3 separate regions of the Homo sapiens genome follow, and regions 1 and 3 are each linked to region 2. The links are chromatin contacts, found by Hi-C in ENCODE. All regions are on one chromosome and are shown on one strand. Each heading gives the region's core, a stretch centred on a gene start or an enhancer-like site at or near the end of the contact. The rest is flanking DNA. Distances are from core to core; before and after follow the strand shown. Region 1 holds the start of VEGFA (vascular endothelial growth factor A). Region 2 holds the start of FOXP4 (forkhead box P4). Region 3 holds the start of SAYSD1 (SAYSVFN motif domain containing 1).

Region 1 (2,700 bases), core at 122-2,621, 2.2 Mb before region 2:
CCTCGGCTGGTCGGCCCAGATCGTACGTGCGGTGACTCCGGTGGGTGGGCAGGGCCCGCGTGGGCGGTGAGCCTCTCTCCGGGTACCCTCCCACCTAGCGCGCGCGCCCCCTCCCCCTGCACCTAAGACGACAGAGGGGGACGCCGCACGCCTGGTGCCCATGGACCCGCGTGGGGCACGGAGCCCCCACGCGCGCGCTCGCACGCACGTCCCCAGCCGGGAGAGGCGCTCGCAGCGGCCCGCGGCGCCAGCAGGGCACGACCGCTTACCTTGGCATGGTGGAGGTAGAGCAGCAAGGCAAGGCTCCAATGCACCCAAGACAGCAGAAAGTTCATGGTTTCGGAGGCCCGACCGGGGCCGGCGCGGCTCGCGCTCCCTCTCCGGCTCGGGCTGTGGGGCGGCCCGCTCTCCTCGGCGCCTCGGCGAGCTACTCTTCCTCCCCGGCCCGAGGCCCGGGCCAGGGCCTGGGGAGCGCGCGCGGCTGGAGCACTGTCTGCGCACACCGCCGCCTCACCCGTCCATGAGCCCGGCTTCCGAGCGCCGAGTCGCCACTGCGGCCCCCTCTCCTCTTCCTTCTCTTCTTCCTCCTCCCCCTCCTCCGGCTGCGGCTCCTCCCGGCCCGAGCTAGCACTTCTCGCGGCTCCGCTCGGCTCGGCTTCCCCCGCGCGGACCACGGCTCCTCCGAAGCGAGAACAGCCCAGAAGTTGGACGAAAAGTTTCAGTGCGACGCCGCGAGCCCCGACCCCCTCCACCCCGCCTCCGGGCGCGGGCTCCGGCCCCTGCCCGCGGCTCGCCGCCGCGTCCACTGTCCGCCGCCGGCCGGGGAGGAGGTGGTAGCTGGGGCTGGGGGCGGTGTCTGTCTGTCTGTCCGTCAGCGCGACTGGTCAGCTGCGGGATCCCAAGGGGGAGGGCTCACGCCGCGCTCCGGCGGTCACCCCCAAAAGCAGGTCACTCACTTTGCCCCTGTCGCTTTCGCTGCTCGCACGCCCGCGCGCTCTCTCTGACCCCGTCTCTCTCTTCCTCGACTTCTCTCTGGAGCTCTTGCTACCTCTTTCCTCTTTCTGCTGGTTTCCAAAATCCACAGTGATTTGGGGAAGTAGAGCAATCTCCCCAAGCCGTCGGCCCGATTCAAGTGGGGAATGGCAAGCAAAAATAAATTAAAACGAGAAACAATACAGTTTTAAAAAAAAATGTTTAAGAAAAAAGAAGAGGGATAAAACCCGGATCAATGAATATCAAATTCCAGCACCGAGCGCCCTGGCCGGTGAGTCCGCTGACCGGTCCACCTAACCGCTGCGCCTCCCGACAGAGCGCTGGTGCTAGCCCCCAGCGCCACGACCTCCGAGCTACCCGGCTGCCCCAAGCCTCCGCGATCCTCCCCGCTACCAGCCGACTTTTAAAAAAAAAAGGGGGGGGCGCATGGCTCCGCCCCGCCGGGACCCCGCCCCCGGCCCGCCCCGGGGGGCGGGGACAGGCGAGCCTCAGCCCTTCCACACGCGGCTCGGGCCCGGGCTCTGCGGACGCTCAGTGAAGCCTGGCCCGCAGCCCGCCGCAATGAAGGGGAAGCTCGACCCCCACCAAGGTTCACAGCCTGAAAATTACCCATCCGCCCCCGGAAACTCTGTCCAGAGACACGCGCCCGCGGGGCATTGGCGAGGAGGGAGCAGGAAAGTGAGGTTACGTGCGGACAGGGCCTGAGAGCCGTTCCCTCTTTGCTAGGAATATTGAAGGGGGCAGGGGAAGGCGGAGAGCCGGACAGGGACGGGTGGGGAGAGGGACACACAGATCTATTGGAATCCTGGAGTGACCCCTGGCCTTCTCCCCGCTCCAACGCCCTCAACCCCACACGCACACACTCACTCACCCACACAGACACACACGTCCTCACTCTCGAAGACGCTGCTCGCTCCATTCACCCAGCTTCCCTGTGGTGGCCGAGCGCCCCCTAGTGACTGCCGTCTGCACACCCCGGCTCTGGCTAAAGAGGGAATGGGCTTTGGAAAGGGGGTGGGGGGAGTTTGCTCCTGGACCCCCTATTTCTGACCTCCCAAACAGCTACATATTTGGGACTGGAGTTGCTTCATGTACAGAGAGCCCAGGGCTGGGCACAGGGGCCACAGTGTGTCCCTCTGACAATGTGCCATCTGGAGCCCTCATCTGGCCTGCAGACATCAAAGTGAGCGGCAGCCAACAGGCTGGAGTGACTGGGGTCCTTTGGGAAGTGTCCAGGGATGCTTCCCAGGGGAGAAGAATTTGGCACCAAGTTTGTGGAGCTGAGAACGGGAAGCTGTGTGGTTCCGGGGTTAGTCAGTGACTGGGAGGGAAGAGGACCTGTTGGAGCCCACGTATGCACTGTGGAGTCTGGCAAAACCCAAAGGGGGAGGCAGCTGGGCAGACAGAGGCCCTTGTTCCTGCTGCCCCCCCAACCCCAGATGTTGCCAGGGAACTGAGGCCAGGGGGCTGGTGGGGGCGGGTGGAGGCCAGGGCCTGCGTGATGATTCAAACCTACCCGCCAGCACTAAGGAACGTCTGTAGGCCAGCTGCCCAGAGCTCCCACCAGGCCAGGGGCCAAGGCTTCTATCAGCCCAAGCCCAGACTCATAGCTCATCTTCTGAATAGAAATGGGGGTTTCGTCTCAGCTCCCCCATTCCCTCAGGATCCCTTGGCTACTTCTCCAGGCTCACAGCTTCTCCCCTATCC
Region 2 (2,700 bases), core at 141-2,640:
CGGTCACTCCGGGCTCCTTCCCTGGTGGCCTCCGGGCCCCCGTGGCCGCCCTCTCTTCCCCCCTTAAGTGGTGAAGCGGGAGCTCTCTCCACAGCGGGTGAGTAGAGGTGTCAGCCAGATCGTTTCCCCACCCTCCACCTCCGGCGCACAAATCACAGGGGCCATTTCCAGACGCTCTCAAGTCCCCAAGAAGTTTTCCGCTCTATCCCCGAGCTGACCGAGCGATGGAAAAGGGGCTGACTGGCCCTGGCACTTCCGAGGTGCGACCTCAGCAAGACAAGTCCCCTCTTCACCAGAGACGACACGGCGGGTAGGACCGCGATCCCCCGCTCTCTTGCCCCCATTTTCATCTGTCTCCGGCGCGTCCTGGGGAGTCCGGTACCGACTAGAGTTGGGGGGAGCCACTTCCCTTCCCAGCTCTGGAAAGTCTGGGCCGGGAAGTATTCTTTGTCTGACTCGGGGCGGGGAGGGGGTCGCGCCCCCGTACACCCCATTCCCAGAGGCCCGGCGGGGAGGGGGCGGGGCCCAGATTCTTGGGGAAGGGCGGGCCTCGGTGGCCTCTCCGGCCGCCCCCCTCCCCGCCCCGGCCTCCGGCTGCCCCCACTCCCGCCGCGCCACAGCCCCCACCTGTTCCCGAGGCAGCTCCGGCCCGCTGGGGCCCGGGCCAGGGGCGGAATGTCGCGGCTGCGCGGGGTCAGTGCGCCACGGCCGGCCCTGGCTGGAACAAAGTGCGCCGGCCCGGGCCCGGCTCCTCCTGGCGCCCGGCGCCCAGCGCGTCTCGGGCGGGCAGTTTGCAAACACAAAGTGAGCCAGCGAGCGGGCGAGAGAGTGCGCGAGCGAGGGAGTTGGTCTGGTCGCCCGCCCAGCCCCCACCCACGTCCCTGGGCCCGACCCGCCACCTACCTGTCCCGCCCGGCCGCTCCGTGCGGGCTCCGGCCCGTCAGCCCGCGCGGGGCATGGGGCTCGCTCCGGTCGCAGCCCGGGCCCGCCGCCGCCCGCCGGGGCTGCCCTTCCGCGCCGCCCCGCGTCGCGCAGCTCCCGGGCGTCCTCCCAGCGCGCCGGGCCGACCGCCGCGCGCCTCAACCCCGCCGGGGCATGGCACTTTGTGGGCTGCTTGGCTCGCTCCGGCTCCGCTCTTCCTTCCCGGTCCTTCCGCGACGCTCGTCAGCTCGCTCCGGCTCCCGGGCTCCCGGACCCCGGCGTCCCCGCCCCCGGCCCAGCCCTGGTTCCGGCCCGGGCTCCTCCCCGCCGCGCCGCCGCCGCCTGCGCCGCGCCCTCCTCGCGGGCTGGGGGCTCCGTCCCGGCCGCCGGCCGCCGGCCGCACTGTCCGGTCCGCAGGGACGGCGGGCTCCGGACTCCGAGGGGCTGCGACTGAGCCTGGGCTGCGAGTGGCTGCGAGCGGGCGGCGCGCGGGCGGGGCGGGAGGGGGCGGGGGAGGAGGAGGGTGGAGAGGGAAGGAGGGAGCGCGCGGAGAGCGAGGGAGGAGGGAGCGAGAGAGCAAGCGGCGGAGGGAGGGGAGACCAACTTCTAGTGCTACCATAATTCGCCTAAAGCAGGTGCAGCAACTTTCACCCCGCCTGGCAGCCCGCTGAGAGCGAGAGAAAACCACGTGCACCAAACTTTAGGGGAGGAAAAATGGGAACGTGGGGAGAAGACGTGAGGCGGCAGATCTGAAAAAGATGGTAGGTGGAGGGACCCCAGGGATTCACCCTGGCCTCGGACTAATCCTATGGGGCGCTTGCAAACCCCGGCCATCCCCTGGAGTCTGAAGGTACGGCCAAGTCCTGATCCCACACGGTTCACTGGTTCCCGGCGGGCTGCGCTCGGCGCGGGGAGTGGCCGGGGGCCCAGAGACGGAGCCAGTGTCAGGCCCGGGCCCTGTCTGGCCTCCCTCCTGCTCCCCACTGCGTGGGGGCTGGGGGTGGGCTTCCTGAGCCGAGGGTAGAAGGTGGGGAGGCCCCTTCAGGGCTTTGTGAACGGTCACCCCCTGGCGCGCACTGCCTCCCTCTGCGGAAAGGGAATTTCCCGTAAAGTGCTCTGCGAACCAGTGAAGAAGGGGCCCAAGGCCAGAGCCATGCGGGCAAAGTGAAGTGCAAAGTTGAGGCAATTATCCGGACAAATTAGATTGTAAACAAAACCCCGCGTCTCTGAACATCGCTTTTGCCCAGGGGGACTGGAGGGATTGTGGTGGTGGCGGCGATGGTGTGTTTGGGTTGGGAGGGGGAGGTCTGGGTGAGGAAATGCCCACGGCCCAAGGGGGAGGGCTGTGTTGTTAGCAGACGCACCACTCAGAGTCCCGTGGAAATCTCAATACCCGTCCCCCTCCCCGCCCCACACACGCCGGAAACATCTCCCATCTGTCTGCATGTGTTGGGGGTGGGGAGAAGTGAAGGAGGCCTCAGGGGTCCTCATGAAGTACCCCAACCCAGCTCAGTGATGCCGGGTCCCCATGACCAAGGGAGGATCCTGTTGTGGGATCAGGACAAGAAGACAGTGGCTCTTGAAGCCTCTCCTGGCCCTAAATCCTCAGGCAGGTGGACAAGAGGCTGGCATAGTATGTGAGCCCCTGTGGAGTGGGAGCTGGAAGCCTGAGGTGTGGGGTCGGAGCTGCAAGGATTGATGCTTAGTTGCCTGGGGGGAGGGGATTTCTTGGCCGTTCCAGTGGTCCTTGAAAGAAAAGGGGACCTCAGAGAGGAGGCA
Region 3 (2,726 bases), core at 193-2,692, 2.4 Mb after region 2:
CTCCTGCTCAAAATCCACTAACTGCTTCCCACCACACTTAGTCTTCACCATGGCCTACAGGGCCTTACATGCACGATCTTGCCCCTGGCATCTTTATTTTCTGTCACTCTTTCCTCCCTCCCTCCCTCCCTCTCTCCCCCTCTCTCCCTCCTTCCCTCCTTCCCTCCCTCCCTCCCTGCCTCCCTCTCCCTCCTTCCAATCCAGTCATAACAGCCTCCCTGATGTTCTGTGAACAAGTCAAGCGTGCTATTTGAGGCCTCGGGACCTTTGCACTTGTTCCTCTGACTGAAACACTCCTGTTCAGATATCTACATACCTCACTCATTTAAGTCTATGCCCAAATGACAAACCTTCAGGGAGGTCTTCTCTAATACCTCCACCATTGCCTACTTTGCTTCACTTTTCTTCACAGCACTTATCAGTACCTGATATGACATGAAATATGTAGATACACATTTGTTTATTGTCTGTATTTCCATTTGGAGTGTAAGCTCTAAGAAAACAGGTTTTTGTTTGTTTTTTCCTTTCATCCCAGCATCCCCAGTGCCTGTGACTTTAGACAGAGCAGGCCCTAGGTAAACGTCTGTTAAATGAATGGATGACTCTGTTCTAATTTGTCTAATTTCTCGAGTCACCCTCAGCCAGATCCAACAAATATTTGAGTCTTAATTATGTAAGTGACACTTAGCTAGATGCTTACAGCTTTAAGAACGTATAAAACAGCCCCTAACCTGAACTGTGTCCTTTTGGGAGGGTACTGATTGGGAGAGGGCACAAGGAAACTCCCAGAGTACAGAAATGTTCTTTCTCTCCATCTGGGTGGTAGTTACACAGGTGCATACATAAGAGCAAATCTACTGAGTCATATTCTTAAGATGTGTATTTTATGTTGCACCCCAATAAAAGTTTTTGTTGTTGGTTTTTTTAAGGTTCTGACGTATCTAGACACAAAACGAGATAATTTCCCAACGTGGCAAGACCAATGATGGAGCTGCACAGCCTGCTTTGTGAGCAGTGAGAAAGTCACCCTCCAGGTACTAAGATTGGCATACCCTTTCCTTGATAAGAGAAAAAGGGTAAGATGTAGCCTGTTATTCCTCTGACGCTGGAATGTCGTAGAGATCACGGGCCTCTCCTAACCCCTGGAACCATCTTCTCACTGTGGCGCTGTTCATTGGGGCCCAGCAACAGAGATCCCGAATACAGGACGCTGGATCAGTGGGGCCTCGAGCCCTTAAGTGAGATGCAGCAAGGCAGAGCGGCCTTTGGGAGAGGGCAATGGGGCAGCCCTGTGCTTTAGACTTGGCTTGAGGAGGTGACACTGTGTCCACGTGCCTGTGAAGAGAGAACGGCTGAGTATACACGCGACCCGCCAGACTTCACAAACGGAGGAGACGCGGGTCACACCAGTGCGCATGCTCAGCAGGGGCTTCTGCCACGCAGGCGCACGGCGGCCGGCGCGGGCCGAGCGGAGGCAACTGCTGTGCGGCCTGCGGGCGCGCGCTCCCTTATCGGCCAACGGACGCGAGGCGCGCGCCATGGAACAGCGGTTAGCTGAGTTTCGGGCGGCGCGGAAACGGGCGGGTCTGGCGGCCCAACCCCCTGCTGCCAGTCAGGGCGCACAAACCCCAGGAGAGAAGGCGGAAGCAGCAGCGACTCTAAAGGCAGCCCCAGGCTGGCTAAAGCGGTTCCTGGTATGGAAACCTAGGCCCGCGAGTGCCCGGGCCCAGCCCGGCCTAGTTCAGGTGAGACGATGGAAACTTCGGCCCTAGGACCTGGCCTCGGAGCCACAGTCGAGGGCGCGGCCCTAGCTGCCGGGGGTGTGGCCCTAGCTGCCGGAGGCGGGGCTACTGGCCCCCCATCCTGATCGAGGGCCGGACCGCTCATCTCCGGCCACACGTGTCAGCACTGTTACCAGTTTTGACATTTTCTTTCCAGCCCGCGACCCACGCAGGTCCTGATTCCAGCGAGAGTCGAGGGTCCTGGGAGAAAGCACCTCTGCTCTTAAATTATTCACTCCGAATTGAGTTATCGTGACGCCCTGTGGCATTGGGAAACCTCTCCACAACCAAGTTGAGCCACAGCCCTCTGCTAATGGAGGAGGGTAAAAGGTCTAATTGGATACCGATCACAAGTAGCAGTAATTAAAACTTCATTTGATTCGCACCTGGGGCACATGCAGCTAGTAGCCCAGATAGCCTGTGACTTAGAAATGCGTTTGAATACAGAATTTACCAAAGTGTGGTAGCTGTAACTGCCGGTAGTGGCAGAAGCTTATTCCAGTTCCATAGTGAATGTTCAAGACACAAACAAAAAAAAGTGATTTAGTATGATAACCTTTTCACATTTAATTGTTTTGGTAATCTCTTGTTTTGCAGATGAATTTAATTTGCATCCTTTTGTGTTTTCATTTAGTTTTAACTCAGTAAAATGGTAAGGTGGCTTGCAGTGAGGTTGAAATGTCTATGTGGAAATACAAGACAAAACATATCAAGGGATGAGTGCTTTGTAACAATTTGTGCCCAGTGCTTTGTTCCTCATAAGTGCAATAAGAACTAAAAAATTCCTTTTAAAATGAAAATATACTGGAAGAAAAGTGTACCTTGCTCACCTTAAAATTATTTCCTGTAAGTTCATCTATTATTGCACAACATTTGATTTGAGGGAATTTTTAAAAATTACTGAACCTATTACTCAATTTTGATTTGATATTCTCAGTGATATAC

Evidence for each region. A loop is a pair of places that touch in the nucleus more often than their neighbours do. Pooled maps may share reads with other maps.
Region 1: a map of CD8-positive, alpha-beta T cell shows a loop between it and region 2 (15-fold over the local background). The contact joins the promoter of VEGFA here to the promoter of FOXP4 in region 2. A Hi-C loop is called at or near these places in 2 of 168 maps with a recorded cell type or tissue (CD8-positive, alpha-beta T cell and naive thymus-derived CD4-positive, alpha-beta T cell) and 8 of 50 pooled maps.
Region 3: a loop to region 2 is called in a map of B cell, with 14 times the contacts of the local background. The contact joins the promoter of SAYSD1 here to the promoter of FOXP4 in region 2. A Hi-C loop is called at or near these places in 2 of 168 maps with a recorded cell type or tissue (B cell and dorsolateral prefrontal cortex) and 9 of 50 pooled maps.

Annotation. Positions count from the first base shown.
Region 1 is chr6:43,768,882-43,771,581 of GRCh38, reverse strand. VEGFA (vascular endothelial growth factor A) reads right to left here and starts at 1,371. Exons shown (of 8, transcript NM_003376.6): 1 at 270-1,371. The coding sequence starts at 875. RefSeq lists enhancers at 1-180, 181-946 and silencers at 1-931, 1,309-1,558.
Region 2 is chr6:41,545,071-41,547,770 of GRCh38, reverse strand. It overlaps FOXP4 (forkhead box P4), which reads right to left and starts at 1,390. Exons shown (of 17, transcript NM_001012426.2): 1 at 904-1,390. The region is part of intron 1 of FOXP4-AS1 (FOXP4 antisense RNA 1); the gene reads left to right. RefSeq lists silencers at 74-223, 514-693, 764-1,443, 1,774-2,043 and an enhancer at 1,594-1,703.
Region 3 is chr6:39,113,902-39,116,627 of GRCh38, reverse strand. It overlaps SAYSD1 (SAYSVFN motif domain containing 1), which reads left to right and starts at 1,442. Exons shown (of 2, transcript NM_018322.3): 1 at 1,442-1,745. The coding sequence starts at 1,539. RefSeq lists an enhancer at 1,559-1,848.